Linked DNA regions of Homo sapiens: region 2 is linked to region 1. A link is a loop called in an ENCODE intact Hi-C map of the cell type or tissue named here. Cell type or tissue: CD14-positive monocyte. All regions are shown on one strand. Each heading gives the region's core, and the rest is flanking DNA. Links, peaks and the distances in the headings are about the cores only.

Region 1 (16,991 bases), core at 4,220-12,219:
TTTACATAGACTAGATTGTTTCTATTTTTTTGGTGACATACACAATGCTGCTATCAGCATTCTTGTACGTGTCTTTTGGTGTACATGCAAAATATATCAACAGTATATATACCTATGAGTGAAACTGCAGGGTCATAGAGTAAATAAAGGTTCAACTTTACAAGATAGTACCAAATTATTTTCCAAAGTGGTTGTACTGATTTATACTCTCACCAGAAAGAGTAAGAGTTTTAGTTGATCTAAATTCTAGCCAACACAGGATCATCAGATGTTTTCTATTTTTGCCAGTCTAATGTTTTATCTCATTATGGTCTTAATTTGCTTTGTCTTGAGATTAACTAATGAGGTTGGGCATCCTTTCATAGGTTTATGGGCTACTACTAGTTTCATAGCCTTGCCCTTATTTCTAAAATAAGCACACCAAAAGAAGGATAATTCAAATTATTTTCAGTTTTTTGGTGGATTTTTCTACCTATGAGAATTGTGATGAGAATATGTGGATAAGTAAAAAGCAAAAACACCCCTGATGCTTTCTTATAGGGCACAAGCAGCCAAAACCAGTTATGTCTACAGGGGTGAACTACATTTATTGAGTACTACGATGGGCTAGGTACTTTATATGTTGTTTCACTGAATGGGTACCACACCCTATGGGACTTATTCAAGGTCATAAATGGTGGAGTCAGGATTTGAACGTGGGTCTATCTTTCTGCTATAATCAGCTGCATCTAAACTAAAAATCTTACTTTGATACTTATAACCCAAGATGGCAATTCAGAGGGAGCTGAAGAAGAAGGAATATCTTTTTTCATGGCTTTTAATAAAGTAATATCCTTTGCATCTTTCCTCTATGACTTCTACACTTCAAAGTAGTGCCAAAAGCGTAGAAAATTCCTTTGGCTCCCCCAAAAAGCAAATCAGAACAGTGTTTTTAACACAAGATCCCCAAATAATTTTTTCTTTCTTTATGTTTCAATAGCCAGCCAAATGAATAATTTGCTTTCCCTTCTGTTTACTTCGAAAAAAAAACTTGAGGGAAAAAAAAACTAAGCATATCAAAGCATTGTAGGTCTTAGGGTAAAATGGATTTAAAAGGAATGAAAAAAATGTTCAATTATGTTAATTTCAGCAGAATTCACCGCCAAAAAAGCAAAGACACAACATTTCTTATTTAATAAGAGTAACTATCGGGTAATGCAGTTATCTTGAACAATAGCATTCAAATGGTAGCTGAAGGTGGAATGCTTACCATTCTATTCTAACAAGTGCAGAAACCAGATATAACAGCCTTTCTTGTCAAGTAACTTCACACATTGTTACTGAAAAATGCCAGTCAATCTCTTCAAAACATTGGAAATTACCAGGAGAAAAGTGTAGAGACAGCTCTTAGTTTCTTAGTGAACAGAATAATTTCTGATACATAACGAGAATATCTAAATTAAATAATTAAATAATTAAATAAATTACTAAATGTTTAATTAATTAAACATTTAATTAATTTAATAATTAAATGACTAAATATTTGTTGGCTTTTTTATGATCAAATTTCCAAGAGCCCTATTGTTAAATAGCTTTTAAAGAGTATAATTACTTCTTATGTTCTTAAGAAAAAATTGACCTAGAAACAGTAAGGTATTACATTTAATTTTAGGGTGTTCAGGAACCATTAAGTCTTTTTTTCTTTTTTTTTTTCTTTTTTTTTGAGACAGAGTCTCACTCTGTTACCCAGGCTGGAGTGCAGTGGTGCGATCTCGGCTCACTGCACCCTCTGCCTCCTGGGTTCAAGCGATTCTCATACCTCAGCCTCCCGAGTAGCTGGGATTACAGGTGTCTGCCACCACCCCCTGTAATTTTTGTATTTTTAGTAGAGATGGGGTTTTGCCATGTTGGCCAGGCTGGTCTCAAACTCCTGACCTCAAGTGATCCACCTATCTCAGCCTCCCAAAGTGCTGGGATTACAGGCATAAGCCACCATGCCTGGCTCCATTAAGTATTAATTGAAAGATTAATGCATTCTTATTAATCTGTTTACTACCTGATCATAAAAACAGGTCACTAAATAAAATATGTCTGGAAAATATAGAAGCACTGAAGTAATATTTGCTGAGAAGTAGGCTTGGTGGAGGGAGATGCTGTCAGCCTTGAACACTGGGCTAGCAGAGTGTTAAGCAATATTTTCCCAAATCTTATCATTCAAGATTCTTTACACTTTCTATTTGCTCCAATCCAAGTCATCTCATTTATCATTCTCCAAACGTACCTATTGACTTCCTTTGTTCATGCTGTTGTATCAACCTAGAAAGCCCCTCTCCCCTCTCCTATATTCTTTTCCAGTCTTCAAAGCTAGTTTCAAACACTAGTAGTTTGTGACATTTCTTTTATCACCTGACTGATGCTCTCTGTCTCCCTCCAAACCTAACGGTTGCTGTGCATCATTTTTGCGACACTACCAGTTCTGTTTCTGGGTTACAACTGGGTACTTGTTTTATCTCCCATCATCAGATTGTAATCTCCTTAAGGGCAGGAACTATGCCTCATTGCCCTTTGCATCTCACTCTGTGTTTAGCACAATGCCCTATGTGCAGATGGAACTCAATAAAGGGTCGAATGAGTGACTGGAGCAGCTAACTAATGCCATGTGAATGCTTGAAGCTAACTAGCTATACATTTTCTGCTAGTAAGGACTCTATGCCAGTTACATTTTAGCCTTACCAGGTTAAAAGAATGGTTTTTGTTGCTCAGGAGTAGCCTGTGGCTAAGATCTGGCAGTAATACCTTAATACCTTACCCAAAGACTATCCTTTTGGTTAAGCAGACAGAATCATTTACTTGATCTCAATTTTTAAAACATATTATTTTTTTTGAAAGATGAGGTCTCGCTATGTGCCCAAGCTGGTCTTGAACTTCTAGCTTTAAGCAATCCTCCCACTTCAACCTCCCAAAGTGCTGGGATTACAGGTGTGAGCCACTGCACCCAGCCCATCTGCTCTCAATTATATATTCATTCATTCTCATTCATTCATTCATTCAACATTCATTGACTACCTATTATGTTTTAGATACTAGGCACCAGGGAATGAAAGTAAGCACAACTGTCCTTATTCTTAAACAGTTAGTATTGTAGTGGGGGAGACAGTTCCATAAAACAGAAATTATAACGATATGTCATTTAGGCCTACAGCAAAAGGACATACAAAATGTTATAGAAGCAACAGAGGAAGAAGTGACTAACTATGGTGTTGGGAAATCCTTCACAAAAGTTAATTTTTTGGCCGGGCTTGAACTAGTGGGTTTTTGTCAGATGGAAAATAAGAGTATTGGCCAGGCATGGTGGCTCATGCCTGTAATCTCAGCACTTTGGAAGTCCAAGGTAGGAGAATCCCTTGAGGCAGGAGTTTGAGACCAGTCTAGGACACATAGCGAAACACTGTTTCTACAAAAAAAAAAAAAAAAAAAAGAAAAGAAAAAAAAAGTAAGTAAGAGTATTTCAGGGAGAAGAACAGGCAAAAGAGCTGAAAACTGTAGAAGAATGAGAGTCTGATAAATTTGGGGAAGAGTGAGCAGCTGTGGATTTTTCAAGCAAAGGTACAGGTATTGGGGGTTAAGGCTATCAAGTAATATTACTGTTATGAGTCTGCAATGATGGAAATTCCAAGATAACAGTTCTATGATCAGAAAAGATGGTTATGAATTGTCAATTCACTGGATATCAGATTATCCATCAGTTACCTCAGCCCTTGGAAATAAATGAATAGTAGGAGGTATCTATCAGACAGGAAAAAGGAATCTAGTAGTCTTTCTAAGAGACATATGTGCTTCGAAACTGGAAGAGATAATGCCATGCTTCTGGCTTTTGAAAAAAGCAGATATAAAACACACAGGCTTGAGGAGGAATAAAGGCATCAGGTCTGCCACTTGGCCACTTGAAAGAGAAGGCTTAGATCCACTGCTAGAAACAGAAAAAACAGCTGTTTGGGTTATCTATTGCTTTATAACAAATTACTGCTTTATTATATTTTATGATTTTATGGGTCAGAAATTCAAGCAGCACTTGGCTGGGTGATTCTTCAGTTCTACATGGTATTGCTAAGGGTCATTCAGTGCTATTCAGGTGATATTTAGTTAGCATATGAGCTGGTATGGAGGATCTAAGCAGCTTCATTCACATGTCTAATGTCATAGCCTAGATGGGTGGAAAGCTGGGCTCAACTGGAAATGTAAACTGGAGTGCCTAAACATGATTTCTAATTTATCTTGGGCTTCCTCAAAGCATGGTATCCTCAGGGTTGGTCTTCTTGAATAATGGCTCAGGGCTCCAAAAGGACTAGTCATCCTAAAGGCTAGGCTCAGAGCTGGCATAGTGTCATTTCTGCCACACTTTATTGGTGTACCAAAAAAGTCCAACACAGATTCAAGGAATCTGTGAGAGGAATTAGATTCCCTTCGCACAATAGCAGAAGTAACAAGAATTTGCAGCCATCTTTCGACCCTGGTGATTAATTGAATAAGTAGACAAAATTAACAGGACAGAAAAACAGGTAGTTAATGACAGTGAATGAAGTAGAGCTCCTAAAGCCTAGGGCCATAGAGCTATTTAGGAGGGCAAAGCAGCTAACTCTTAGGTCAGTGCAAGGAGGACTGAAGGCCATATGGATATTTTTACAGGTTAATGTCTATAAAGAAGTGTTCTCTTTATTGGGAGGCTAAGGACAAGAAAGGACCTGCAAGCATGGCAGTAAAGACACACAGTATGGTCCAGGACCAGAGTGAATACCTAGGCACTCATAATCTGAGAAAGCTGGTTTGGAAGAGGCTCAGACATGATCAAATCAGTAGTTCCCATATAATCTGACCTTGTTTTAAAGTCTAATTTAGATCAAGATATATAGTATTGGCTGGAATCAGGAATCAGAGATTCAATTTAATCATATTTTATAGAGATATGACATGCATTAAAGTAAAAACAAAGTCAGAGGATCCTGGAATACTTACAATTAAAATCAAAGTCACATCATGCTCCTATTAATATTATGACAGGGTTTAAGAAACCTTAAATAAACAAACTTTCTTCCCTATAATTTTCAAGCAATAGAAAACCTCTGTGAGACACCTACTATTTCTCTAGTGTTTCTTTTAAACTCCTTTAAAATACAAATAGGTGTGAATCACAGTCAGGATGGTCAGCAACAAGAAAGCGAGCTTGATTAGAATTTTGCTGAAATAGCTTTGATTCTAAAGAAAAAAAAGTCCTTGGACAACAGCTAATTTAAGAGACATCACAGTCCAGTCAATGCCCTATAGAAAAATCTGAGCTCTGGATGTGAAACTGTTACTGGATGTCTTTTGTCTTCAATCCTTATTCCACTTTTTAAAAAGTTATTTAATGTGTGCAACCTAACTCACCCACTTGTGATAATTTCAGAGTTGTTATACAGTCTTTTCTATCACTAGAGATCAAATTCATTGGTTTTAGAAAGCAACAAGTCTTTGTTGTTGTTGTTGTTTTTTGAGCCAGGGTCATGCTCTGTTGCCCAGGTTGGAATGCAAAGGCACGATCATAGCTCACTATAACCTCAAATTCCTGGGTTCAAGTGTTCTCTCGCCTCAGCCTTCATGAGTTCACAAGTAGCCAGGACTATAGGTGCATACCACCACATCTGGCTTTTTTTTTTTTTTTTTTTTTTTTGAAGGGGGAAGAGATGAGGTCTAACTAAGTTGCCCAGGCTGGTCTCGAACTCTTGGCTTCAAGTGATCCTCCCACCTCGGCCTGCCAAAGTGCTAGGGTTACAGATATGAGCTACCACACCTGGCCATAAAAGGCAATAAGTCTTACAGTGTTCTGAACCTGTCACATCTGACAGGCATGCAATATGGAAACTTCACAAGTCACTGGTTACCTCTGGGTCCCTTTTAGAACTTTTTTAGTAACAAAAAGCTCCAGGCCTCATGCCTATAAATTATTATTATTAATATTATTATTATTATTATTTTCGAGATGGAGTCTCATTCTGTTGCCCAGGCTGGAGAGCAGCGGCCTGATCTCGGCTCACTGCAAGCTCTGCCTCCCGGGTTCACGCCATTCTCCTGCCTCAGCCTCCCGAGTATTTGGGACAACAGGTGCCACCACCACGCCCGGCTAATTTTTTGTATTTTTTAGTAGAGACGGGGTTTCACCATGTTAGCCAGGATGGTCTTGAACTCCTGACCTCGTGATCCGCTCACCTCAGCCTCCCAAAGTGCTGGGATTACAGGCGTGAGCCACCATGCCCGGCCCTCATGCCTATAAGTTCTTATTCTTTAGCTCTGACGTTGGTCCGCTGGTGTGCTGGAGCTGGCTAGGTTGTTAGATAACAATTGTTACATTTTTAGGAACCTTGTGAGACACGTCGGTAGCCAAGGCGGATGTGTTTATCAGCAAAATCAGCAAATGCCACACATGAGCCCCTGCTTAGAAAACAGGCTTTTAAACATTTACTAGCATACAACAAGTTGTGGGGCCTCGGAATCAGTACATTAAAAAAGCTCTGTAGATAACTGATAAGCAGTTAAGACTGAAAACCTTTGGCTTAAAGGTTTGGAGAAACAACATCAAAAAGCCCAGGGTACACATAGCCTCTGCCTACTCAAGGTACCTGTGCTAGGTAACCAAGGAGAGCAGTATGATCATAGAAACTCAGCTATCAAAAAAAAAAAAAATTCCCTTCCTAGACTGTAAGCTCTGTAGAGCAGGACTATGTTTTTATAGTGCTAAGCATACAGAAGATGCTCAGTAGATATTAGACAAATTAATAAATGTGGTTCAAGATTTCACAACCAGTAAGTGGCAAAACCAGAAATAAACTTAGGCTAATTTCACTATATTTTGTACTTTTTTCCTCCATTAAGTTATTAGTCATATACTTGGTTTGCCAATCCAAGATGAGTGCTTAAATATGGGGCAGACAGCATGCGGCACCCATCATAAGATAGTAAGAAGACTCTGCCTCTGTGTCATTCTCTTGTTTGCCAGAACCAGAAAAGTCAACAAAGTCTCTTCATGATTATTGTCTCATTTGAACCACTCCGGAATGAATGCCATGTAGGTATGATTATAGCCTTATTTTTCAGTTGATGAATCTGCCTCATGGAAGTGAGATAATTTGCTCAAAGTAACCTAAGAGTACACAGCCAAGTCAGGATTCTGTCTGAAAAGGTCAAATAACACCTTCTACCAGAACAGGTTGCTCCTCTTGTGTTAAAGGAATGCTCCAGATTCTGCTCCCTTCCATTCAGGTGAAATTCCAGATCCCACTTTCTGAAGACCCCACACTTGGTCCATTTCCTTCATTGTAGCCTGAGCCCTCAATATGGACATAGAGTCTTATGTTCAGCCAATACATACTGATACAGCTGTACTAACTGTTAAAATATTGAAATAGTGACTGCCTGGAGCCCCTCTGAGTGTGTCATGATCCAGCCACAACCAGGTAAATGCCTAGTGCAGCAGGGGACGTCCAGGTCTTGCTCCCATCTTTTCTGATTGGTTGATGGCTATACCATACTAGTTGTGAAATATTTTGAATATCTCCTCCTCTACTTATAGCCACATCTCTTCTGTTCTCTAAACTTTGGTTTAAAACTCTTAACTGTGATCTTAGCTTCACCTGGGGGATCCTACCTGTATGCCTCTTTTGCCCATATATGTTTTCTTATTCGTCTGTCCTACCAGCTATACCAATTGCTTAGCCTGGCATCTGGGTTTAGCACCAGGCCTCTGCTACACGTGATTACCACGCTTCCACAAGAAACTTAAACAATGAGAAGCACTCATAACACCTGGAAGAGGCTAAATAAAATCCATCTGTTATGTTTCTTGTAGCATTAAACATTCTAATTGTTCATGGATATAAAGAACAAGAGGACTAACCAAGGTTACAAAAGGAAACATTATCTAGAAATAAGGACGAAGAACATGTAAAGAAGGATAATGAAGCAACACCGATTACTTAACAAATACTCCTAAATGAACAGCATAATTTTCTCAAACTTTCTAAAATCACTTTCAAACTACAAAGTAGGGAAATACAGTTAGTGGCCCAAGTAAAAAAGAAATTAGAATATTTAAGATGTAGGTATACTGCTAAGACAGTTTTCATTAGGGGGAAATGAATTGTTACTACGTTAATATTTTACTATTTATATTTAAATCTAGACAATTACCTTTTCAGCTATCAATAGAGGAAAAGAGGATATTGAATATCTCTGAACAGCAAATAATCAATATACTCACTGAGAGCTGCTGGAGTCTATAGGGGACACAGAAAAGTGTGAAACAGTACCATACTCAAGGAGTTCATCTGCCTGAAGGGGAGTTCATCTGCCTGTTTTATCTGAAAAGTTGTTCCAAAATATACAGTATAAATGTATGGCACAGGAAGTACATGTCACAGGAATTCAGAAGAGAGATGAAGAAAAGGGAAGAGCAGTAGAAATACATTTGACATCTTGGAGTGGCAGTGAACTGACTAGCTGAGTTAAAACCCAGAGCTTTCCTTAAGGTAGGCTGCAAAGATAAGCTGCAGGAGACAGGACTTTGAACCTGATCCTATGAGGTAGCCAGGGAAGGTATTTATTAGCATCTTAGAAAATTATAAATATGTTGTTTTGATGGCTTTTTTTTTTTTTTTTTTTTTTTAGGAAACACTACAATTTGGAAAGCCAATCGAGAAAAGTTAGGTAGTTTTTCCAAAGCCAGTGACACTGCTAATTTAACTATGGGCCTCCACTAGAGGGCAGACGAGTCGAAGCTTACACTGTGGTTGAACTGGAGAAAGCAGTGCATTCATAGAAAATTCTGAGAAAATTATTTTGTTTAAAGACCATTTTCAGTGCCTTCAAACTTGGACAGAGTCTTTAGCTAGCAGATCAGTCTTTCACAGAAAATCTTTCTGTGGTATAAAATGCTTCTTTTTTTGTTTTGTTTTTGAGACGGAGTCTCGCTCTTGTCACCCAGGCTGGAGTGCAGTGGCGCAATTTCGGCTCACTGCAACTTCCGCCTCCCAGGTTCAAGCAATTCTCCTGCCTCAGCCTTCTGAGTAACAGGGATTACAGGCGCCCGCCATCACGCCTGGCTAATTTTTGTACTTTTAGTAGAGACGGGGTTTCGCCATGTTGGCCAGGCTGGTCTCGAACTCCTGACCTCAGGTGATCCGCCCGCCTCGGCCTCCCAAAGTGCTGGGATTACAGGCATGAGCCACCACAGCCGGCCTAACGTGCTTCTTAATTGCAAAATAGACCAGTAGAAAAGTTATACTTTGGGAGTCTGGCTCAGCTGACAGCCACATGTGCTTATATGTGGTAGGCATATCTGGAATGCCAACAACAGCACTCATCACTGACTATCTTACCTCAATCTTCCCCACTCATCTCAGGCACATCCTAACCACCACCCAAGTTGATGTCTAACTATGTGTATACTATCTGGACCATAATTTCAATCTAGATTTTCCTTTTCATTTTGGTCAACTGGGGAAGTTCTTTATCCCTTTAAAGTCAGAGGTAAGGTGAGGCCACTAGACAAAGACTCTGATATGTGCATTTGCCTCAGCAGGCTGAGGAGCTGTTATATGGTGGAGTGGGGGTTGGTAGGAGCCTTCAGTTCTCATTAACTAGAACACAAGGTGAATGATAACAACTAAATAAAAAGGTTGAGAATTTCATTAAACTTTTGAGAGGCTAAGGCTAGATTTTGTAAAGTACTATAAACTCCTTTTTCTGCTTTGATCTCTTGTCAAAAAAAGATGTATGAGCAGGCTGGGAATGGTGGCTCATGTCTGTAATCCTGGGACTTTGGGAGGCTGAGGCGGGCAGGTCACTTGAGGTCAGGAGTTCAAGACCAGCCTGGCCAACATGGCAAAACTTCGTCTCTACTAAAAATAAAAAAATTAGCCATGCGTGGTGGCACACGCCTGTAGTCCCAGCTACTCAGGAAGTTGAGGCACAAGAATCACCTGAACCCAGGAAGCGGAGGTTGCAGTCAGCTGAGATTGCACCACTGCACTCCAGCCTGGGCAACAGAGTGAGACTCTGTCTCTAAATAAATAAATATGCAAAAGCAATCCTATTTAGTAGCTTGATAGACTGCCATTAGCTGGAAGTTAATTTTCCTCTACTCCTCACCAGTGTTAGTATCACAAGTATTTTCTTTTACCCATATCCTACAAAATGATATCATTTAGTTTCAGATATAGGTACACTTCAACTGCAGGTGAATTTTGCTGTACTTAAAGTCTTGTAGTATCTCTAACATACCACTCCGTCTTGTCTCAGACTTTACTGTTCCCTCTGCCTAGAATACCCTTCATTCCCCCTTTTGCTTGCCTACTTCTATTAATCCTTTATTCCCTCATTCATGAGATGAAATCTAACTCTGAAGCCCAGACTGCAGGGCAGTGGTGTGATTATAGCTCACTGCAGCCTTGAACTCCTAGGTTCAAGAGATTCCCCCACCTCAGCCTCCTGAGTAACTGAGACTACAGGCACACACCACCGTGCCCAGCTCATTAAAAAAAATTTTTTTTAGAGACAGGGTCTCGCTTGGTTGACCAGGCTGGTTTCGAACACCTGGCTCCGAGCAATCCTTCCACCTCGGCCTCCCAAAGTGCTGGGATTACAGGCATGAGCCACCCCACCAGCCCTACTTATCTTTTAGATTGGAACTTAGGTGTCCCTTTCTCCAGAGGCCTTCCTTGATCCCTCTAGGACTGGGTTCCACGGTCTTTCCAAATACAACCATACTCCCTCTACAGTTCTCTAGTGTAGCAATTCTCACACTGCCTGTTTACTTGTTGGTCTCCATATTATAAGCTTGAAGGCAGGAACTGTCTCTTGATCACTGCTGTATACTCAGCACCTAGCAATGCTGAATAAAAATTTTGAATAAATGACTAATGTAAAAGAAAGAACAAGTATTGTAGGACAGATTCTCCAACCAAGGTGCCCCATTTTCTATAATGTAGATTCAGTCTGCAAACACCCTGATTTAAAATACAAAAAGATAGTAATTCCTCAAACAAGAATATTCTTAGCTATAGCCATCCCACATTTTCACATACGCAACCATTTTAGAGACTGCACAACAGAATTCTCATAGAAACAAAGATGAATGGGTCAATGTTGTCAATAATAATCATAAATTAGGGAACTAATCATCATCATCTGCTTTTAGAAGTGGGTTCTATTTATTTTATTTTAGATAGTCATATCTAGCAATCTTTATAGCTTCTATTTTTTAACTTGCATATTTAAATAAGTTTCCCAGAAAATAGTTCATTAATTCATCTACAATTTATTGTGGTATATGGTTGAAGATAGAGCTATCTAACTTAATTTTCTCCCCAAATAGTTAATTGTTATTACAGCACTACCTGGCTATTTATCCATTTTCCCCAACTGACTTGAAATTCTACCTTAATCATACACTAAATATTTTCATGTACTAAGGTCTATTTCTGGGCCTTCTAGGCAACATCTTTCTTGTACACCATGCTATTATTAGCTTATAATTGTTTTCAATATGTGACTGTGAGAATCTCATCTTTTAATTTTGAGTGCACAATTTCACCCACTTAGTCTTCCAAATGACTTTGTTAGGTTTTCAACACCCTAAAAATCCCTTTAGAACAAGCTTGTCCAACCCATGCCCAGAATGGCTTTGAATGTGGCCCAACACAAATTCGTAAACTTTCTTAAAACATTATGATTTTTTTTTGTAATTTTTTTTCTCAGCTCATCGGCTATCATTAGTGTATTTTATATGTGGCCCAAGAAAATTCTTTTTTTGTTTGTTTTTTGGAGACAGAGTCTCGCTCTGTTGCACAAGGTGGAGTGCGGTGGCACAATCTCGGCTCACTGCAACCTCTGCCTCCTGGGTTCAAGCGATTCTACTGCTTCAGCCTCCCGAGTAGCTGCGACTACAGGTGCGCACCACCACACCTGGCTAATTTTTGTATTTTTAGTAGAGATGGAGTTTTGCCATGTTGGCCAGGCTGGTGTTGAACTCCTGGCCTCAAGTGATCCATCCTCCTTAGCCACCCAAAATGCTGGGATTACAAGTGTGAGCCACTGTACCTGGCCAGGAACTTTTTAATATTACATTTGATTATATTATATATTACGTAATATATAATGGTTATTGCCGGCAATATACAATAGCAAATCATTTCTATATATTTATTTTGATATTAACTGGTTTATTGCAGTTTTAAAAAATAAATTTTTATATATTTTTTCATTTAATAATCACTTTTCAAAGAGTAAAAATGTAAAAAGCTATTCATTGAAGTTACGTAAACAAGTGCTTCCACTCACAAATAAGATAGAAATACTTATAAATGAAATGTGAACCACAAGTTTTTTTTTTTCTTGGAGACAGAGTCTAGCTCTGTTGCCCGGGCTGCAGTGCACTGTTGCGATCATACCTTACTGTTGTCTTGAACCCCTGGGCTCAAGTGATCCTTCCACCTCAGCCTCCCAACTAGCTGGGACTACAGGTGTGCACCACCATGCCCAGCTAAATTTTATTTTTTGTAGAGACAGAGTCTCACTATGTTGTCTAGGCTGGTCTTGAACTCCTAGGCTCAAGTAATTTGCCTACCTCAGCCTCTTGAAATGCTGGGACAGGCATGAACCAAATAATTTAATGCAAGCTTCACCACCTAATTCTCTAAGAATTTGTATAATCTCAAGTATAAAAATATCTAAAGAGTTTGATTTTCTATCGACTATTTTAATTTACATTTAAATATATTTATGATTTTTATATAAAAGAGGAGATTACATATATCCAACATAAGAACTGTTGTCAGGGAGCAAGTGGTAATACTTATCTCTAACCCTCATGAAAAATAAGAAAAAAAGACTCATTCATTAAACTGTGAACCTTTTGAAACAGGGACTGTGTCTTATTTTTATACCCTGATACCTGGCCATAGTATGTGTTCTTTTTTTTTTTTTTTTTAAGTCTTATTGAGAAATAATTCATATACCATACAATTCACCTATTAAAAGTATACAATTCAATGTTTTTAGTATCTTCACACAATTATGTTTTTTAAAATATATATTTCTGCCTTTTTTTTTGAAGATAGGGTCTTATTTTGTTGCCCAGGTTGGGGTGCAGTCACACAATTTTGGCTCACTGCAGCCTCTGCCTCCCAGACTCACGTGATTCTCTCACCTCAGCCTCCTGAGTAGCTGGGACTACAGGCACATGCCACCATGCTTGACTAACTTTTTAATTTTTTGTAGAGATGACAGCTCACTCTATTGCCCAGGTTGGTCTTGAACTCCTGGATTCAAGCGATCCTCCTGCCTTGGTCTCCCAAAGCACTGGGATTACAGGTGTCAGCCACTACGCCCAGCCTATTTATGCATTTTAAAACCATGCCAGCCGGGCGCGATGGCTCATGCCTGTAATCCCAGCACTTTGGGACACCGAAGCGGGTGGATCACGAGGTCAGGAGATCGAGACCATCCTGGCTAACACGGTGAAACCCCGTCTCTACTAAAAATATAAAAATTTAGCTGGGCATGGTGGCGGGCGCCTGTAGTCCCAGCTACTCGGGAGGCTGAGGCAGGAGAATGGCGAGAACCAGGAGACGGAGCTTGCAGTGAGCCGGGATCACACCACTGCACTCCAGCCTGGGTGACAGAGCAAGACTCCGTCACAAAAACAAACAAACAAACAAACAAAAAACCAACCATGCCATATATTCAAAACCAAAAGTGTATACAGAGAGAGGGAGAAGAAAAAATAAAAATAAAAAACAAAATTTAAAGTCCAACGAAAAGATTTTCACCGTATATAAAAGAATGAATTAATAGTCTCAACGAACAAGGAATTCCAATTAGAAAAAGATAAACACCAATAAAAAAATGGGGGCAGGGCACGGTGGCTCACGCCTGTAATCCCAGCATTTTGGGAGGCTGAGGCGGGTGGATCACTTGAGGTCAGGAGTTCAAGACCAGCTTGGCCAACATGGCGAAACCCCATCTCTACTAAAAATACAAAAATTAGCCGGGCGCAGTGGTGAGCGCCTGTAATCCCAGCTACTTGGGAGGCTAAGGCAGGAGAATCGCTTGAGCCCTGTAGGCGGAGGTTGCAGTGAGTTGAGGTTGCGCACCACTGCACTCCAGACTGGGTGAGTGAGACTCTGTAAAAAAGGCAAAGACTAGAAGCAGATAATTCACAAAAGAAATACAAATGAAAAGGAAGTGAAAATGTTTAGCTAGAAATTTATAAAACAAAAAATTTAAAAAACAAAAATCCAAACAAGGATGCTGTACTATATTTTCCCTAAAAAAATCATTTAAGCAGCCGGGCACGGTGGCTCACGCCTGTAATCCCAGCACTTTGGGAGGCCGAGGCGGGAGGATCTCTTGAGGTCAGGAGTTCGAGACCAGCCTGGCCAACATGGTGAAACCCCGTCTCTACTAAAAATACAAAAATTAGCCGGGCGTGGTGGCAGGTGCCTGTAATCCCAGCTACTTGGGAGGCTGAGGCAGGAGAATCGCTTGAACCCGGGAGGTGGAGGTTGCAGTGAGCTGAGATTGCGCCACTGCACTCCAGCCTGGAAGAGAAGAGCGAGACTTCATCTCAAAAAAAAAATTAAATTAAAATTTAAAAAAAGGCTGGGCTTGGTGGCTCATGCTTGTAATCCCAGCACTTTGGGAGGCCGAGGAGGGCGGATCACCAGGTCAGGAGATCAAGACCATCCTGGCTAACATGGTGAAACCCTGTCTCTACTAAAAATACAAAAAAATTAGCCAGGCGTGGTGGCGCGCTTGTAGTCCCAGCTACTAGGGAGGCTGAGGCAGGAGAATGGCGTGAACCTGGGAGGCGGAGGTTGCAGTGAGCTGAGATGGCGCCACTGCACTCCAGCCTGGGGGACAAGAGTGAGACTTCGTCTCAAAAAAAAAAAAAAAAAAAAAAAGGCCGGGCACGGTGGCTCATGCCTGTAATTCCAGCACTTTGGGAGGCCGAGGTGGGCGGATCACCAGGTCAGGAGTTCGAGACCGTCCTGGCTAACATGGTGAAACCCCGTCTCTACTAAAAATACAAAAAATTAGCCGGGCGTGGTGGCGCGCTTGTAGTCCCAGCTACTCGGGAGGCTGAGGCAGGAGAATGGCGTGAACCCGGGAGGCGGAGCTTGCAGTGAGTGGAGATTACACCACTGCACTCCAGCCTGGGCGACAGAGCAAGACTCTGTCTCAAAAAAAAAAAAAAAAAAAAAAAAGAAAGTCATTTAAGATAAAACAATAATATGCAATACTGTCGAAGGATCAGGAAAAATGGGCAATCTGTATCAACAGCTTTAGTATTGACCATGTTTTTGATACCTTAGAAAAATGCATTCTAATAAAAGAAATCAGATATCATCAAAGGTTTATGCAGACTATTCATAATGGCAAACAAACTGTAAGCCACTTTAATGTACAAAAACCGGGAAGTTGAGTAAATTAAAAAACTGCCACGTAATAGAACTTTATTAAGCCATTAGCTTATATTGCCTAAGTATTATATATTTAAAATAAAAACATGAGCAGAAAATAATAATTACTGGGGAAGAAGCAGGTTTCTTCTGGTATGTGAATTATAAATGATTACTTTCTTATATATGACCATCTATATTTTCTAAACTTCCTACAATGATCATATATTACATATATTATAATGGGAAAGTGAATTAGGGATGGGGAAAATGTATAAATTACTGTTCCTTTTCTTTCTTTTTTTTTTTTTTTTGAGATGGAATTTCACTGTTGATACCCAGGCTGGAGTGCAATGGTGTGATCTCAGCTCACTGGAACCTCCACCTCCCAGGTTCTAGCGATTCTCTTGCTTCGGCTACCCAAGTAGCTGGGATTACAGGCGCCCACCATCACACCTAGCTATTTTTTGTATTTTTTTTTTTTTTTTTTTTGAGACAGAGTCTCGCTCTGCCCCCAGGCTGGAGTGCAGTGGCTCCATCTCAGCTCACTACAACCTCTGCCTCCTGGATTCAAGTGATCCCCTGCCTCAGCCTCCCGAGTAGCTGGGATTACAGGCACAGGCCACCACACCCAGCTAACTTTTGTATTTTTAGCAGAGATGGGGTTTCACCATGTTGGCCAGGATGGTCTCAACCTCCTGACCTCGTGATCCGCCCGCCTTGGCCTCCCAAAATGCTGGGATTACAGGTGTTAGCCACCGTGCCTGGCCCCTATTTTTTGTATTTTTTAGTAGAGACGGGGTTTTGCCATGTTGGCCAGGCTGGTCTTGAACTCCTGACCTCAGCTGATCTGCCTGCCTCGGCCTCCCGAAGTGCTGAGATTACAGGCATGAGCCACTGTGCCCAGCCTGTTCCTTTTCTTAATTAGATGTCTTATGAGGTATTAGGTAGATGAATACACATATCATCTAACCAACGTTTTAAGAGAGACTTAATAAGTTGGAAGATCATCAACAAGTGAAAGCCTCTGCTGGCAGGTGGCTGGCTACCTAAATAAATGACACTCTCCCTTTCCTCCTTCTTTGTACAGCAGCTTCTAATCTCCTGCTACAGCCATGTGAACTCAGCTCAAATTCACAATCTTTTCTATCCTATTCAATGTCCTTTTTCTCTAGAGCCCTGATTGTTTATTTTTTATTTTTTTTCTGGGGCGGGGGGATAGAGTCTCGCTCTGTTGCCCAGGCTGGAGTGCACTGGCGTGATCTCGGCTCACTGAAACCTCAGCCTCCCAAGTTCAAGCAAATCTCACGTCTCAGCCTCCTGAGTAGCTGGGACTACAGGCGCGCACCACCACATCTGGCTAATTTTTGTATTTTTAGTGGAGACAGGGTTTTGCCATGTTGGCCAGGCTGGTCTTGAGCTCCTGGCCTCAAGTGATCCACCCACCTCAGCCTCCCAAAGTGCTGGGATTACAGATGTGAGCTACCATGCCTGGCCTAGAGCCCTGATTTTTAAACTGGG
Region 2 (16,991 bases), core at 5,391-13,390, 210 kb after region 1:
TCAGCCTCCTGAGTAGCTGGGATTACAAGAGAGTGCCACCACTCCTGGCTAATTTTTTTTTTTTTTTTTTTTTGTATTTTTAGTAGAGACAAGGTTTCACCACGTTGGCCAGGCTGGTCTCGAACTCCTGACCTCATGATCTGCCTACCTCGGCCTCCCAAAGTTGTGGGATTACAGGTGTGAGCCACTGTGCCTGGCCTCTGTGGGCACCTTGATTTGGACTTTCCAGCCTCTAGAGCTGTAAGAAAATAAATCTCTGTTGTTTAAGTCACCCAGTCTATGGTATTTTGTTATTGCAGCCTGAGCTAAGACACAGTTTCAGTGTTAGAGTCCCAGAAATGGAACAAATATGTTAAAGAATAAATATTTGAGGTTTTAGTATATATTTGTCAAATTGTGTTCTTGGTTATACTGATTTATTCTCCTCAGCAATGCATGATGGCTCTCAAGGCACCGTCTTATCACCAACAGTAGGTATTATTGAGTATAAGAAATCTCTTGGTGAGGCCAAGTCAGGATTGCATGAGCCCAGGAGTTCAAGGCTGCAGTGAGCTATAATCAAGCCACTGCACTCCAGCCTGGATGACAGAGCAAGACCTTGTCTCAAACAAATAAAAGTAATTTGATGGCATTTTGTTTTTTAACTCTTATCTTTGAGATTTCTGGTGAGATTAAAGATTATTCTATGTAATTTAAAAATTTCTTCTTACGTAAATTATGCATTCAGATCCTTTGGCCATCTTACCTGATTTTTATTTTTTCTTATGGAATTGTAAATGTTCATTATATATTAAAGACATTATTTATGATCACAAATTGCATATGTTTGTAAACTAAAAATATAATCCTAAGCCTTCTGCTGACTGAACAGACCCCCTCTTATCCAAGGGAACCCCAGAAAAACCTTAAAAACTGAATTCCCTGCCATGACAAGAAGGGAGGTCAGGCCTGCCTCATTATATCTCCTCCCCTTTGGAGTTTAGGCACAGTAAGTGACGATTGTTAATGTTAAAATACAGATCCTAAAACTGACAAAACAGACTCTTTTTGGCAATAAGATACTAAGTTACAAACAAGACCTAAGGCCATGTCAGGTAAGGGTTAAGTCAAGCCTGTAGGCCATCAGTCTTGCCACATAGCAGCCTTATCTTAACTTAAAACATTCCTTTCTGCTGACTCCAAGTTTTAGACAGAGCCTTACTCCTTTAAACAATTGCAAATTAAATAATCTCTGAATCCACCTATAACCTGCAAACCCCTGCTTCACGATATCCCATCTTTTGGGGCCTAACCAACGTATACCTTCCGTGTATTGACTTATGTCTTTGCGTGTAAATTCTGCCTCCCTAAAATGTATAAAACCAAACTGTAATCCGACTGCCTTAGGACCACTTACTCAAGGCTTCTTGGGTTTGTGTTTTCCTCAGGCTGTGGTCACTTATATTATCTCAGAATAAACTTCTTTAAAATATTTTATAGCGTTTGGTTTTTCTGTTAACATATTTTTCAACGTTTCTCAATTGTTTTAAAATTTTGGTGGTTTCTAATTTACAAAAAAATTTTAAAATTTTATGCAAACAAATTTGTAGATTTTTTTTGGAGATCTTTTTTATTGCTCCCATGCTTAGAAGATTCTCTTCTTCCCAAATCAGTTAAATATTCACCTAGTTTTTTCTAGCTCTTTTTACTTTTTAAAATTAACTTGAAAATTGTTTTGATAAGTAATAGAAGGTGAGAATCTAACTTAATTTTTTCCCCCTAAAATGGCTAGCAAAGCATATCACTATGTTTATTAAACAAACCTTCTTTTTATAGGTAGCTAATTTTCCAAATAAAAGTTTTTCTACATTACTATTTTCTTCCTTTCCAATGGAAAATAAAAGTAGAACATTTTACAAAATTTGAATTACTGAGATTTTATCTTATTTTTTTGAGACAGAGTCTCACTCTATCACCCAGGCTGGGGTGCATTGGCACAATTTCGGCTCACTGCAGCCTCAACCTCCTGGGCTCAGGTTATTCTCCCACATCAGCCTCCCAAGTAGGGGGGATGCCACTTTGCCTGGCACATGCCACTTTGCCTGGCTAATTTTGTTTATTTTTGTGGACATTAATCTCCCTATGTTGCCCGGGCTGGTCTCAAATTCCTGGATTCAAGCGATCCTTCCACCTCTGCCTCCCAAAGTGCTGGGATTATAGGTGTGAGCCACTGCGCCCAGCTGAATGAGAGATTTTTTAGTGTCCATGTAAATTTTGATTTTTACAGAAAGAAGAGTATAGCATGAATTTTTTCAAGAATGTATATATTTTAATACACTACCTATTGTCCTGTTGATAGAAGATAAATCAAAACCAGAAGAATGGAAAACAGTCTTTTTTGTTGTTGTTTTTGCTTTTAGCAAACTCGGCTGCAAATAGCATACACAGTATTAGGTAAAATTTTTTCAGTCATCCCAAGATTTATTAGGGGAAGAAATGGGTAGACAAGCAGTGGATAAATTAGAAGTGGTAAGAAAACCCTAGTTCCATGTGGCTTCTTGTTACTTTGTCTGCTGTTGATGAAGCTGTCATCCCTCCATTATCTTTTCATATTTATTGGGAAATACAATTTAATCTGCCAGACTGAAATGAAAAGATAAATCGAGTATGACTTCTTATTCTTGTTCAGTTGGGAATAAATTTATTCCAGAGTCTTATTTTACTCATAAACTGCCCAAGTAACATCACTGGAGTAAATTTTTAAAAATTACACAAACTATTATTAAGAGAATATTGTAAAAATGAACCCCTCGTTCTTCCCAATTTGTAGAGACAGAGGTCTTCTCTGACCATGTCAGTTTAAAATGTAACTTTTCCTATTCTTCTGTGTGGTTAGAGACTTCTAAACAGGAAGTCCAAACAATCATATTTCCATAATTCCAAGATGAGTGGTTTTCCTTTTGCATCTCTGAAATCAGGGTGCATCATTTAGCCCAGAGTGGTGACCCACACCTGTTATACCACCATTTTGGAAGGCCAAGGCTGGAGGATCGCTTGAGCCTAGGAGTTCAAGACCAGCCCGGGCAACATAGTGGGACCCTGTCTGTACAAAAAATTAAAAACATAGCCAGGCATGGTGGCTCACGCCTGTAATCCCAGCTACTCAGGAGGCTGAGACCTAGGAGGATTGCTTGAGCCTGGGAAGTCAGGCTGCAGTGAACCATGATTGCACCACTGCACTCTGGGCAACAGAGTGAGACCCTGTCTCAAAACAAAAAAACGAAAAGCTGCGTCATTTGATAAAGCAGTATGTTTTCCTCTCTTCCCCAATCCCCCAATCTATTAAGTCAATAGCAATCTAATGATTGATGGGTTTTGCTGATTAAAAAAATAAAAGCTGTACTATATGCATTTTATAAGCTAAACATCTAATATAAAAGGATGAAAAAAGATGAAAATAAGAAAATTGTTAAAGGAATAGCAGATACATTAAATAAACAAGTAAATAAACAAAAAGCAGATTTCAAGGTTAAAAATCATTTAATGAGATCAAGACTATTTTTTATATTTGTAAATGTGAAAATTTTATATTTTAAGGCTGGGTGAGGTGGCTCACGCCTGTAATCCCAGCACTTTGGGAGGCCGAGGCAGGCAGACCGTTGGAGGTCAAGAGTTCAAGACCAGCCTGGCCAACATGGTGAATCCTGTCTCTACCAAAAATACAAAAATTAGCTGGGCATAGTGGCATGTGCCTGTAGTCCCAGCTACTTGGGAGGCTGAGGCAGGAGAATCACTTGAACCCAGGAGACAGGTTGCAGCGAGCTGAGATCATGCCACTGCACTCCAGCCTGGGTGACAGAGCAAGACTCCATCTCAAAAAAAAAAAATTTTTTTATATTTTAAAATTTAAAATTAATGAAGTTAATAGGACTCTCTTAAGCTTTATGAGTTTATAGCACATTGTAATAGAATATATAAAAATATAAATAAAAGGTAAAAAATTTACAATAATTGTGCAGATTTTTAAACTTTTTTTGGTAGCAGCTTTATTCAGATATAATTTACAAACTGCATTTATTTCCTGTGGCTGCTGTAGCAAATTACTGCAAACTTGGTTGCTGAAAACAGCAGACATTTATTTTCTCACAGCTCTGGAGGCCAGAAGTCCAAGATCAGTATCACTGGGCCAAAATGAAGGTGCTGGCAGGGCTGCACTTCTCTCAGGAGGGTCTGTGGAAGAATTTGTTCCTTGGCTCTTCCAACTTCTGGTGGCTGTTGGCATTCCTTTACTTGTGGCTGCATCACCAGTCCCTGTCTTTGTGGTCACATTGCCTTTTCTTCTCCTGTCTGAGAAATCTCCTTCTTAAAAGGATATATGTGATTGCATTTTAGGGTCTACCTAGATAATTTAGGATAATCTCCCCATCTCAAAATCCTTAATCACATCTGCAAAGACTCTTTTCCCATATAAGGAAGCATTTACAGATCCAGGGATTAGGACTTTACATCTTCGAGAGCCATTATCCAACCTACTATACCTACCTTATACCCATTTAAAGTGTACAATTGAATGGGCTTTAGTATATTTGCAGAGGAGTACAACCATTAAAACAATCCATTTTAGAACATTTTCACCCACAAAAGAAACTTCATACCCATTAGCAGTCACTCCCCATTTCCTTCCAAACCTCCAGCCCTAGGCAGCCACAAATCTCTTTCTGTCTCCATAGCTTTGTCTATTCTGAACATTTCATATATATGGAATATACAATATGTGGTCTTTTGTTTTTGGCTTCTTGTACTTGTCATAATGTCTTCAAGGTTACTCCATGTTGTAGCATGTATCAGTACTTCATTTCTTTTTATTGCCAAATGATATTCCTTTTTATGAACATACTACCTTTTATTTATCCACTCATCAGTTGGTGGACATTTCGGTTGTTTTCATTTTTTGGCTACTGTAAATAATACCACTATGAACATTTGTGCCTAAGTTTTTACATGAATATGTGTTTTCTGTTCTCTTGGGAGTGGAATTGTTGGGTCATGTGATAACTTTGTGTTTAACCTTTTGAGGAACTGCCAGATTGTTTTCTTTTCTTTTTTTTTTGTTATACTTTAAGTTCTAGGGTACATGTGCACAACATGCAGGTTTGTTACATATGTATACATGTGCCGTGTTGGTTTGCTGCACCCATTAACTCGTCATTTGCATTAGGTATTTCTCCTAATGCTATCCCTCCTCCATCCCCCGACCCCATGACAGGCCCCGGTGTGTAATGTGTCCTATGTCCAAGTGTTCTCATTGTTCAATTCCCACCTATGAGTGAGAACATGCGGTGTTTGGTTTTCTGTCCTTGTGATAGTTTGCTCAGAATGATGGTTTCCAGCTTCATCCATGTCCCTACAAAGGACATGAGCTCATCTTTTTTTATGGCTGCATAGTATTCCATGGTATATATGTGCCACATTTTCTTAATCCAGTCTATCATTGATGGATATTTGGGTTGGTTCCAAGTCCTTGGTATTGTGAATAGTGCCGCAATAAACATACGTGTGCATGTGTCTTTATAGTAGCATGATTTATAATCCTTTGGGTATATACCCAGTAATGGGATCACTGGGTCAAATGATATTTCTAGTTCTAGATCCTTGAAGAATTGCCACACTGTCTTCCACAATGGTTGAACTAGTTTACACTCCTACCAACAGTGTAAAAGTGTTCCTATTTCTCCACATCCTCTCCAGCACCTGTTGTTTCCTGACGTTTTAATGATCACCATTCTAACTGGTGTGAGATGGTATCTCATTGTGGTTTTGATTTGCATTTCTCTGATGACCAGTGATGATGAGCATTTTTTCATGTCTGTTGGCTGCATAAATGTCTTCTTTTGAAAAGTGTCTGTTCATATCCTTTGCCCACTTTTTGATGCAGTTGTTTGATTTTTTCTTGTAAATTTGTTTAAGTTTTTTGTAGATTCTGGATGTTAGCCCTTTGTCAGATGGGTAGATTGCAAAAATTTTGTCCCGTTCTGTAGGTTACCTGTTCACTTTGATGGTAGTTTCTCTGGCTGTGCAGAAGCTCTTTAGTTTAATTAGATCCCATTTGTCTATTTTGGCTTTTGTTGCCATTGCTTTTGGTGTTTTATTCATGAAGTCCTTGCCCATGCCTATGTCCTGAATGGTAATGCCTAGGTTTTCTTCTAGGGTTTTTATGGTTTTAGGTCTAACATTTAAGTATTTAATCCATCTTGAATTAATTTTTGTAAGGAAGGGATTCAGTTTAAGCTTTCTACATGTGGCTAGCCAGTTTTCCCAGCACCATTTATTAAATAGGGAATCCTTTCCCCATTTCTTGTTTTTGTCAGGTTTGTCAAAGATCAGATGGCTGTAGATATGTGGATGTGTGGTGTTATTTCTGAGGCCTCTGTTCTGTTCCATTGGTCTATATATCTGTTTTGGTACCAGTACCATGCTGTTTTGCTTACTGTAGCCTTGTAGTATAGTTTGAAGTCAGGTAGCATGATGCCTCCAGCTTTGTTCTTTTGGCTTAGGATTGTCTTGGCGATGCAGGCTCTGTTTTGATTCCATATGAACTTTAAAGTAGTTTTTTCCAATTCTGTGAAGAAAGTTATTGGTAGCTTGATGGGGATGGCACTGAATCTATAAATTACCTTGGGCAGTATGGCCATTTTCACGATATTGATTCTTCCTATCCATGAGCATGGAATGTTCTTCCATTTGTTTGTGCCCTCTTTTATTTCATTGAGCAGTGGTTTGTGGTTCTCCTTGAAGAGGTCCTTCACATCCCTTGTAAGTTGGATTCCTAGGTATTTTATTCTCTTTGTAGCAATTGTGAATGGGAGTTCACTCATGATTTGGCTCTCTGTTTGTCTGTTATTGGTGTATCAGAATGCTTGTGATTTTTGCAGATTGATTTTTGTATCCTGAGACTATGCTGAAGTTGGTTATCAGCTTAAGGAGATTTTGGGCTGAGACGATGGGGTTTTCTAAATATACAATCGTGTCATCTGCAAACAGGGACTATTTGACTTCCTCTTTTCCTAATTGAATACTGTGGGTGGCAAGCCACCCAGGTGCCAAGGCAAGAGACCGAGGACGCGAGCTGTTCCAGTATAATAAAATATAAAACAAGAATAGTTATACCATATATAGATCTTAGATATGATTATATATGAATATAATTAATCATTAGTAGTACTTATTCTTTATTCCAATATTGTAATAATCCTCGCTCTATAATCATAACCTAGGAAAAACCAGGCCATACAGAGATAGGAGCTGAGGGGACATAGTGAGGAGTGACCAGAAGACAAGAGTGCGAGCCTTCTGTTATGCCCAGACAGGGCCACCAGAGGGCTCCTTGGTCTAGTGGTAACGCCAGCGTCTGGGAAGACGCCCATTGCCAGGCAGACCGTGGTCTAGCAGTAGCGTAAGTGTCAAGGAAAAACACCTGCTACTTAGCAGATCGGGAAAGGGAGTCTCCCTTTCCCAGGGGGAGTTTGGAGAAGACTCTACTCCTCCACCTCTTGTGAAGGGGCTGACATTAGTCAGGCTCGCCCGCAGTTGTCTGGAGGCCTAACTGTCTCCCTGTGATGCTGTGCTTCAGTGGTCACGCTCCTAGTCCGCCTTCATGTTCCATCCTGTACACCTGGCTCTGCCTTCTAGATAGCAGTAGCAAATTAGTGAAAGTACTAAAAGTCTCTAATAATGGTGTAAGTTGTTTCTCTCTTTGTCTCCTCTCTCTCTCTGCCTCGGCTGCCAGGCAGGGAAGGGCCCCCTGTCCAGTGGACACATGACCCACATGGCCTTACCTATCACTGGAGATGGCTCACTCTCCTTATCCTGCCCCTTTGTCTTATATCCAATAAATATCAGTGCAGCCTGGTATTTGGGGCCACTACTGGTCTCCGCGACTTGGTGGTAGTGGTCCCCCGGGCCCAGTTGTCTTTTCTTTTATCTCTTTGTCTTGTGTCTTTATTTCTACACTCTCTCGTCTCTGCACATGGGGAGAGACCCGCCGACCCTGTGGGACTGGTCCCTACAGAATACCTTTTATTTCTTTCTCTTGCCTGATTGCCCTGGCCAGAACTTCCAACACTATGTTGAATAGGAGTGGTGAGAGAGGGCATCCCTGTCTTATGCCAGTTTTCAAAGGGAATGCTTCCAGTTTTTGCCCATTCAGTATGATATTGGCTGTGGGTTTGTCATAAATAGCTCTTATTATTTTGAGATACATCCCATCAATACCTAGTTTATTGAGAGTTTTTAGCACAAAGGCTGTTGAATTTTGTCGAAGGCCTTCTCTGCATCTATTGACATAATCATGTGGTTTTGTCTTCGGTTCTGTTTAGCTGATGGATTACGTTTATTGATTTGTGTATGTTGAACCAGTCTTGCATCCCAGGGATGAAGCCAACTTGATCTTGGTGGATAAGCTTTTTGATGTGCTGCTGGATTCGGTTTGCCAGTATTTTATTCAGGATTTTCGCATTGATGTTCATCAGGGATATTGGTCTAAAATTCTCTTTTTTTGTTGTGTCTCTGCCAGGCTTTGGTATCAGGATGATGCTGGCCTCATAAAATGAGTTAGGGAGGATTCCCTCTTTTTCTATTGATTGGAATAGTTTCAGAAGGAATGGTACCAGCTCCTCTTTGTACCTCTGGTAGAATTCGGCTGTGAATCCATCTGGTCCTGGACTTTTTTTGGTTGGTAAGCTATTAATTGTTGCCTCAATTTCAGAGCCTGTTATTGGTCTATTCAGAGATTCAACTTCTTCCTGGTTTAGTCTTGGGAGGGTGTATGTGTCCAGGAATTTATCCATTTCTTCTAGATTCCCTAGTTTATTTGCATAGAGGTGTTTATAGTATTCTCTGATGGTAGTCTGTATTTCTGTGGGATCAGTGGTGATATCCCCTTTATCATTTTTTATTGCGTCTATTTGATTCTTCTCTCTTTTCTTCTTTATTAGTCTTGCTAGCGGTCTATCAATTTTGTTGATCTTTTCAAAAAACCAGCTCCTGGATTCGTTGATTTCTTTGAAGAGTTTTTGTGTCTCTAGCTCCTTCAATTCTGCTCTGATCTTAGCTATTTCTTGCCTTCTGCTAGCTTTTGAATTTGTTTGCTCTTGCTTCTCTAGTTCTTTTAATTGTGATGTTAGGGTGTCGATTTTAGATCTTTCCTGCTTTCTCTTGTGGGCATTTAGTGCTATAAATTTCCCTCTACACACTGCTTTAAGTGTGTCCCAGAGATTCTGGCATGTTGTGTCTTTGTTCTCATTGGTTTCAAAGAACATCTTTATTTCTGCCTTCATTTCGTTATGTACCCAGTCGTCATTCAGGAGCAGGTTGTTCAGTTTCCACGTAGTTGTGTGGTTTTGAGTGAGTTTCTTAATCCTGAGTTCTCATTTGATTGCACTGTGGCCTGAGAGACAGACTGTTGTGATTTCTGTTCTTTAACATTTGCTGAGGAGTGCTTTACTTCCAACTGTGTGGTCAATTTTGGAATAAGTGCAATGTGGTGCTGAAAAGAATGTACATTCTGTTGATTTGGGGTGGAGAGTTCTGTAGATGTCTATTAGGTCTGCTTAGTGCAGAGCTGAGTTCAAGTCCTGGATATCCTTGTTAACCTGTCTCGTTGATCTGTCTAATATTGACAGTGGGGTGTTAAAGTCTCCCATTATTATTGTGTGGGAGTCTAAGTGTCTTTTTAGGTCTCTAAGGACTTGCTTTATGAATCTGGGTGTTCCTGTATTGAGTGCATATGTATTTAGGATAGTTAGCTCTTCTTGTTGAATTGAACCCTTTACCATTATATAATGACCTTCTTTGTCCCTTTTGATCTTTGTTGATTTAAAGTCTGTTTTATCAGAAAGTAGGATTGCAACCCCTGCTTTTTTTTGCTTTCCATTTGCTTGGTAGATCTTCCTCCATCCCTTTATTTTGAGTCCATGTGTGTCTCTGCACGTGAGATGGGTCTCCTGAGTACAGCACACTGATGGGCCTTGACTCTATCCAATTTGCCAGTCTGTGTCTTTTAATTGGAGCATTTAGCCCATTTACATTTAAGGTTAATATTGTTATGTGTGAATTTGATCCTGTCATTATGATGTTAGCTGGTTATGTTGCCTGTTAGTTGATGCAGTTTCTTCCTAGCCTCGATGGTCTTTACAATTTGGCATGTTTTTGCAGTGGCTGGTACTGGTTGTTCCTTTCCGTGTTTAGTGCTTCCTTCAGGAGCTCTTGTAAGGCAGGCCTGGTGGTGACAAAATCTCTCAGCATTTGCTTGTCTGTAAAGGATTTTATTTCTCCTGCACTTATGAAGCTTAGTTTGGCTGGATATGAAATTCTGGCTTGAAAATTCTTTTCTTTAAGAATGTTGAATATTGGCCCCCACACTCTTCTGGCTTGTAGGGTTTCTGCTGAGAGATCTGCTGTTAGTATGATGGGCTTCCCTTTGTGGGTAACCCGACTTTTCTCTCTGGCTGCCCTTAGCATTTTTCCGTCATTTCAACCTTGGTAAATCTGACAATTATGTGTCTTGGCTTTGCTCTTCTCGAGGAGTATCTTTGTGGTGTTCTCTGTATTTCCTGAATTTGAATGTTGGCCTGCCTTGCTAGGCTGGGGAAGTTTTCCTGGATAATACCCTGAAGAGTGTTTTCCAGCTTGGTTCCATTCTCCCCGTCACTTTCAGGTACACCAATCAAATGTAGATTTGGTCTTTTCACATAGTCCCATATTTATTTGAAGATCAAATTAATGAAATGAAGCGAGAAGAGAAGTTTAGAACAATGCCAGACTGTTTTCTACTGTAGTTGCACCATTTTACATTCCCACCAGCGGTTTACAAGGGTTGCAATTGTTTCACATCCTTGCCAACACTTATTCTCTGTTTTGTTTTTTATTATAGCCATCTTTATGGGCATGAAGTGGTAGCACATTGTGCTTTTGAAATGCATTTCCCTGATGGCTAAAAATGATTTTGAGCACCTTTTCATGTTCTTATTGTTCTTATTGGTTATTTCTTTTTTTTTTTTTTTTTCTTTTGAGGTGGAGTCTCGCTCTGTTGCCCAGGTTGGAGTGCAATGGTGCAACTGGCTCACTGCAACCTCTGCCTCACTGCAACCTCTGCCTCCCAGGTCCAAACGATTCTCCTGCCTCAGCTTTCCAAGTAGCTGGGATTACAGGTGCTTGCCACCACGCCCAGCTAATTTTTGTATTTTTAGTAGAGACAGGGTTTTTCCATGCTGGCCAGGCTGGTCTCAAACTCCCAACTTATTGGTCATTACTATATCTGCTTTGGAAAAAAATGTTTATTCAGATCTCATTTTAAAATTGGGTTGTCTTTTTATTATTGGATCATAACTGTTCTTTATATATTCAATCCTTTATCAAATATGTGATTTGCAAGTATTTTCTCCCATTCTGTGGGTTGTTTTTTAACTTTCTTGATGGTGTTATCTGAAGCACAAAAGTTTTAAATTTTTATGAAGCACAAAAGTTTTAAATTTTTATGAAGCCCAATTTGTCTATTTTTTTTCTTTTGTTGATTTTGCTTTTGATGTCATATCAAAAAACCATTGCCTAATTCAAGGTCATATATTCCTGTGTTTTCTTCTGAGAGTTTTATAGTTTTAGCTTTTACATTTATGTCTGTTTAAGTCTTTGATCCACTTTGAGTTAATTTTTGTCTATGGTGTGAGGTAGTAAAACTTTTTAAAAGTCTTTGATAAACTGAAGAGGTAAGAAACAAATAAGAATATAAAGAACCTATTAATATCAATAACTCATTATATGTGTATATTGAACTTTAATCCTTACAGTGACCCTCTTCCAATTTTCATAAAATTTTGGTCAAAATTCATTGACAATAGGCCACAAAGATTGCCTTATAAGTTCCAAAAGGTAGAAATATGACATGGTATATTCTTTTCTTATTATGTAATACAATTGGAAAACAATAAACTTAAAAATTAAGTCCAACCATTTGAAAATATTTAAAAAACTCTCCTCAATAACTTTTGGATCAAAATCTTATATCTAATTTTATGGAATGCTACTAAATGTGTACTCAGATGAGAAATTATAATCTTAAAACTTTTAAATGAGATAGGATGAGGAATTTTTGAAACACAGATAAATACAAAACAATAGAATAACAGCCAGCCACAGTGGCTCATACCTATAATCCCAGCACTTTGGGAGGCTTAGGTGGGAGGATCTCTTGAGCCCCAGGAGTTTGAGACCAGCCTGGGCAACATAGGAAGACCTGTCTCTACAAAAAATTTAAAAATTAGCTTGGCACAATGGCACGCACCTTTAGTCCCAGCTACTCAAGAGGTTGAGGTGGGAGTACCGCTTGAGCTCGGGAGGTTGCAGCTATAGTGAGCCGTGATCATGCCACTGCACTCCAGCCTGGGTGACAGAGCGAGAACGTGTCTCAAAAAAAGAAAAAAAAATCAATCCAAAAACCAACCAAACAAAAAACCACACAAAAAATAGAATAACAATATGCATATTACCGTCACCCAGAATTAAATCTTGTTACTTTGGCATATTTTTCTAAGGAAAATTATTCAATGTTGTAAAAGTGATACAGGACCATTAAAAAGAATCCAAACAACACATAAAAGTGCAAAGATGAGAATTTTTAAATCATCATTAATTTCTTAGGTGAACATCAAAACAGGTTTATATACTACGCCACTACAGATAGATGGGTACATAGCAAGTAGATGATCATAAATAGTTACAAGCATTTGATTACTTAGAAAATAAAAATATAATTGTACTTGACTCCAACAGAGGAAAAAGACACTAAAGTGAAAATAAGGGAATTACCGAAATTAAACATACCTTCACAAAATTTATTCTAAAGACATTCTAAGAAATAACTATACATATCTGTATATCTCTATAGCAATATATATCACAAAAGAGTGCAGTCATTTTTTAAAACTACATATTTTAATTTTGGAAATAACAATTGATATCCTACCATAAAAGATGAGAGTATTTAATATTTTCTCATATCTTTCTTTTTGTCTATTTCCCAGTTTTAGTTATTTTATAATTTTTATTTTATCCAGATTTACACTATTCACCTTCTTTTCTGTAATTACAATTGCCATAGTTGATTAATCTTAATTCAATATTTAAATGGATCCAAGGCTCATTTCCTGTCCTTTTACAATGTGTTTTGCTATTCCCAAATTATTTATTTTGATTCATCTCTTACTTGGCTGAATTTATTGTAGTTTTTTAAAGAAGATCACATGGGTGCTATATTTTCTGAGTTCTTATATATTGAGAATGTCTGCCTACACAGTGCCTTTATACCTAAACCATACCTTGAATGGTATACTGTAATTGGGTCACTTTTTTTTTCACCTAAAACAACATAAACATTGCTTAATTGTTTCCTGGTATTGAATGTTGTGGAGAAGTCTGATGTCAGTGTTTTTTTTTTTCTTCATTCATTTTAATTAGTTCAAAAAATATTTTATTGATTGCCAGGCATTGTTCTATGTTCTGTTATTAAAACACTGGAAAAAAAGAAAACAGAAAACAGAAAAGTCAGTGTCTTCCTGTTGCTTATTTTGTAGGTGACTTGGTTGTTAGCTTGAAGTTCATCCTCAAAGTTAAAGAGTTTAAGTAGAATTGTCTTGGTATAGAGCATTTTGTTTTAAAAATGTATTGAATATGGTGTGATCTTTTGATTTTTATTGTTTTTTTTTCATTTCAGGAACATTTTCTCATGTCTTTGAATACATCTTATATTCTATTTTTGGACTGCCTACATTAGGGAAACTAAATATCCTTATGTAGGATTAGATTTGTTCTTTCTAATTTTATTAATTTTCTTGTCTTTTCACCTGAATTCACTGTGATAATCTAAACCTTTCTCTCTGTCAATAATTCCATTTTATGATGCTTGCGCTTTTAAATTTTGATGCTCAATTTGGCTGCTTACACCTAAACTCTACCCTTTTATCTCATTCTGCTGTTTCATCAGCTTGTCTTTGAGTTCTTGTCATATTGAATCTGTGTTCCTATTAAGTTGTTCTATAGCTTAAAGCAATGGCGAGGAACTTTTTTTGTTTTTTAGCTATTTTTTGCTAGATTGAGTTTATCTATTTGCTTTTATTCTCCCTGTGTTGTTTGCACAGTTGCCACAATCCTATGTTACTTCTTTTTGTAGTCCTTGTGCTTGCATGATCCTGCCCTAATTTCTATTTATTCTGATATGGTATGGATGCTTTCTTGACTTTCTTCCTAGCCTGACACCAGTTTGTTTTCACTTTGAATCTTCAGTTTAGAGGCTTGACATTTTCTTTTCTGGTGACTCTTCTGATTCCTCCTGTTAGAGTAAGAGAGGAAGAGAAGAGGAAAGTGCCTCTGGAACAAATGCAGTCTTTGTAAGCATGCCTGGGCTTTGTATTCTGTTTTATTCCATCCATTTATTCATTTATTTATTCAATAAATATGTTTGCTCTTATTTATAATGAACATTCTGATAAATACCAAGCTGAAGAGTTTCCCTCTATGCTTAATTTAATTGAGTGTTTTTAAAGCAAAAATTGATTTTGAGTATTATCAAAAGGCTTATTTTATTTATTGAGTAATCATATGATTATATTGATTTATTCTATTAATATAATGAATTAGATCAACAAATTCCCAAATATTGAACCATCCCTCTCTCCCTCTCTCTTTTTTTTTTTTTTTGAGATGGAGTTTCACTCTTGTCGCCCAGGCTGGAGTGCAGTGGTGTGATCTCAGCTCACTGCAACCTCCGCCTTCCTGGTTCAAGCAATTCTCCAGCCTCAGCATCCTGAGTAGCTGGGATTACAAGTGCCTGCCATCACACCTGGCTAATTTTTGTATTTTTAGTAGAGACGGGGTTTTCCCATATTGGCCAGGCCGGTCTTGAACTCCTGACCTCAGGTGATCCACACACCTCGGCCTCCCAAAGTGCTAGGATTACAGGCGTGAGCCACCGTGCCCAGCCCATCCCTCTGTTTCTAGAATAAGCCTCAGTCATGCATATTTTAGAAGAATTCCTAAAATCAGTCTTTTAATTCTCAGTTGTGCTTTTGTTCTTCATCTATTATTCAGCGCCTCTATTTAGTTTATTTTTATCAACATTTTTAATTGACAAATTATAATACGTGTATTTATGTACAACGGGATGTTTATATATATAAAATGTAGAATGATTAAATCAAGCTAATTAACATATTCATCATCTCACATCATTTTTCAAGATTTTACATATGTGAGATCGTGTTGTATTTGTCTTTCTGTACTTGGCTTATTTCACTTAGCATAATGTCTTCCAAGTTTATCCATGTTGTCACAAATGACAACATTTCCTTCTTTTTTAAGGCCAAATTATATTCCATTGTGTATATACACCACATTTAATCTACTCATTGTTAATGAATACTTAGATGGTTCCATATATTGGCTATTGTGAATAATACTGCAAAGAATATTAGAGTACAGATTTCTTTTTGGCATAGTCTCTATTTAGTTAAAAATTGTGTTATAATTGTTATTTCTATGAATATTTTCCTTCTTTCGGCTTAGTTTAAGTTGGATTTTACCTATGCACTATTCTTTTTTTTTTTTTCTTTTTTTTTTTTGAGACAGAGTCTCTCTCTGTTGCCCAGGCTTGAATGCAATGGCATGATCTCGATTCACTGCAACCTCCGCCTTCCAGGTTCAAGCAATTCTCCTGCCTCAGCCTCCCGAGTAGCTGGGATTACAGGCGTGTGCCACCATGCACAGCTAATTTTTGTATTTTTAGTAGAGGCCAAGTTGGCCAGGCTGGTCTCAAACTCCTGACCTCAGGTGACCCACCCGCCTCGGCCTCCCTAAGTGATGGGATTACAGGTGTGAGCCACTGTGCCTGGCCCACATATGCACTATTCTTAAAATCTGTAGTATGTAGTCTTGTTTATAATTATACTCTGAGACCCTATAAAGAGACATCCCAAGATAATATGAATTCATCTTTCATGTGATGGCAGTTGACTCTCATCCTCCACAGCAGGCTCAAGCCTGACCTTCCAATAAGGTGACTCTGAACCAGTGCAATTAAATTTTTTGGACCCCACTGTGGTCACTTTTTAATGTGTATGCCAGCTGTTGGGGTTACAGAGGTAAGTGAGGAGACAAACAGGCAAATAATTACAAATTATTGTATCAGCATGTCAGAGGAGGAACATTAACAGAGTAGGTGAGCCAAGATGTCTCAGATAATATATATAGCTGGGTCTTAATATGTATGTAGCTGGACAGATGTAGGAAAAGCAGAAAGGCTTTCCAGGAAGGAACAACATGTAAAAAGACATAAAGGTCTGAAAGAGTATGGTTTGTCTACATGATAGGAAATAATTTTTTTTTTTTTACTAGGATGTGAGGAATATGACTGGGGAAGGATGAGAAATAAGAGAGGAAAGTTAGGTTAGAACTCCATCTACAAAGATATTATATAGAATGCTAATGAGTTTATATAAGTACTATTAGGTATATATCACCTTTACCCCATTTTCTCCTTTGTGTCATTTTTTATATATATAACATATAAATATTTAATAAATATGGTATATATTATATGTAAATATATAAATATTTTTACATTTATATAAAATATGAGCATGTATTTGTGTGTTGTTATATATAATATAATGTTTATTAAATATTTATATATAAATATATATAATACATGTATATAAAACAACACACAAATGAGAAAATGGAGTGATATACATTATTTATTTTATATATATAAACAAATATAATTTTGTTTTAATGGATGGCTTGATCTAATTAATATTAGTTTTCCTGAAATTTCCCACTTTCTCTTCTTGAAGTGCAAACAGCACACAATCAGACACTTTCATTATAAAGAAGAGCTGTTACCTGAACAGAAACAAGAAAGTATTTCTTACATAGAAATATTTATTGAAAGTTTTTAGTTATCT

Evidence for each region. Hi-C counts contacts between places; a loop is a spot of excess contacts. Peaks named below come from ENCODE experiments on the same cell type or tissue, not always from the same donor. Only the 100,000 strongest peaks of a DNase experiment are listed, where the experiment ranks them.
Region 2: it touches region 1 in a loop (4-fold over the local background); 57 of 110 quality-filtered maps call a loop at or near these places.

The regions. Positions count from the first base shown.
Region 1 is chr17:29,799,182-29,816,172 of GRCh38, forward strand. The region is part of intron 2 of SSH2 (slingshot protein phosphatase 2); the gene reads right to left. Among named protein-coding and RNA genes, the nearest start is that of SSH2, 120 kb to the right of the region's middle. RefSeq lists an enhancer at 10,864-10,923. In CD14-positive monocyte, for the core only: CTCF peaks have their summits at 8,761 (motif pointing right) and 8,972; a DNase peak (open chromatin) is centred at 8,770; H3K4me3 peaks cover 930 bases; H3K27ac peaks cover 1,426 bases.
Region 2 is chr17:30,004,736-30,021,726 of GRCh38, forward strand. The region is part of intron 7 of EFCAB5 (EF-hand calcium binding domain 5); the gene reads left to right. Among named protein-coding and RNA genes, the nearest start is that of EFCAB5, 72 kb to the left of the region's middle. RefSeq lists a silencer at 16,976-16,991. In CD14-positive monocyte, for the core only: no CTCF peak of the experiment used is centred there; no DNase peak of the experiment used is centred there.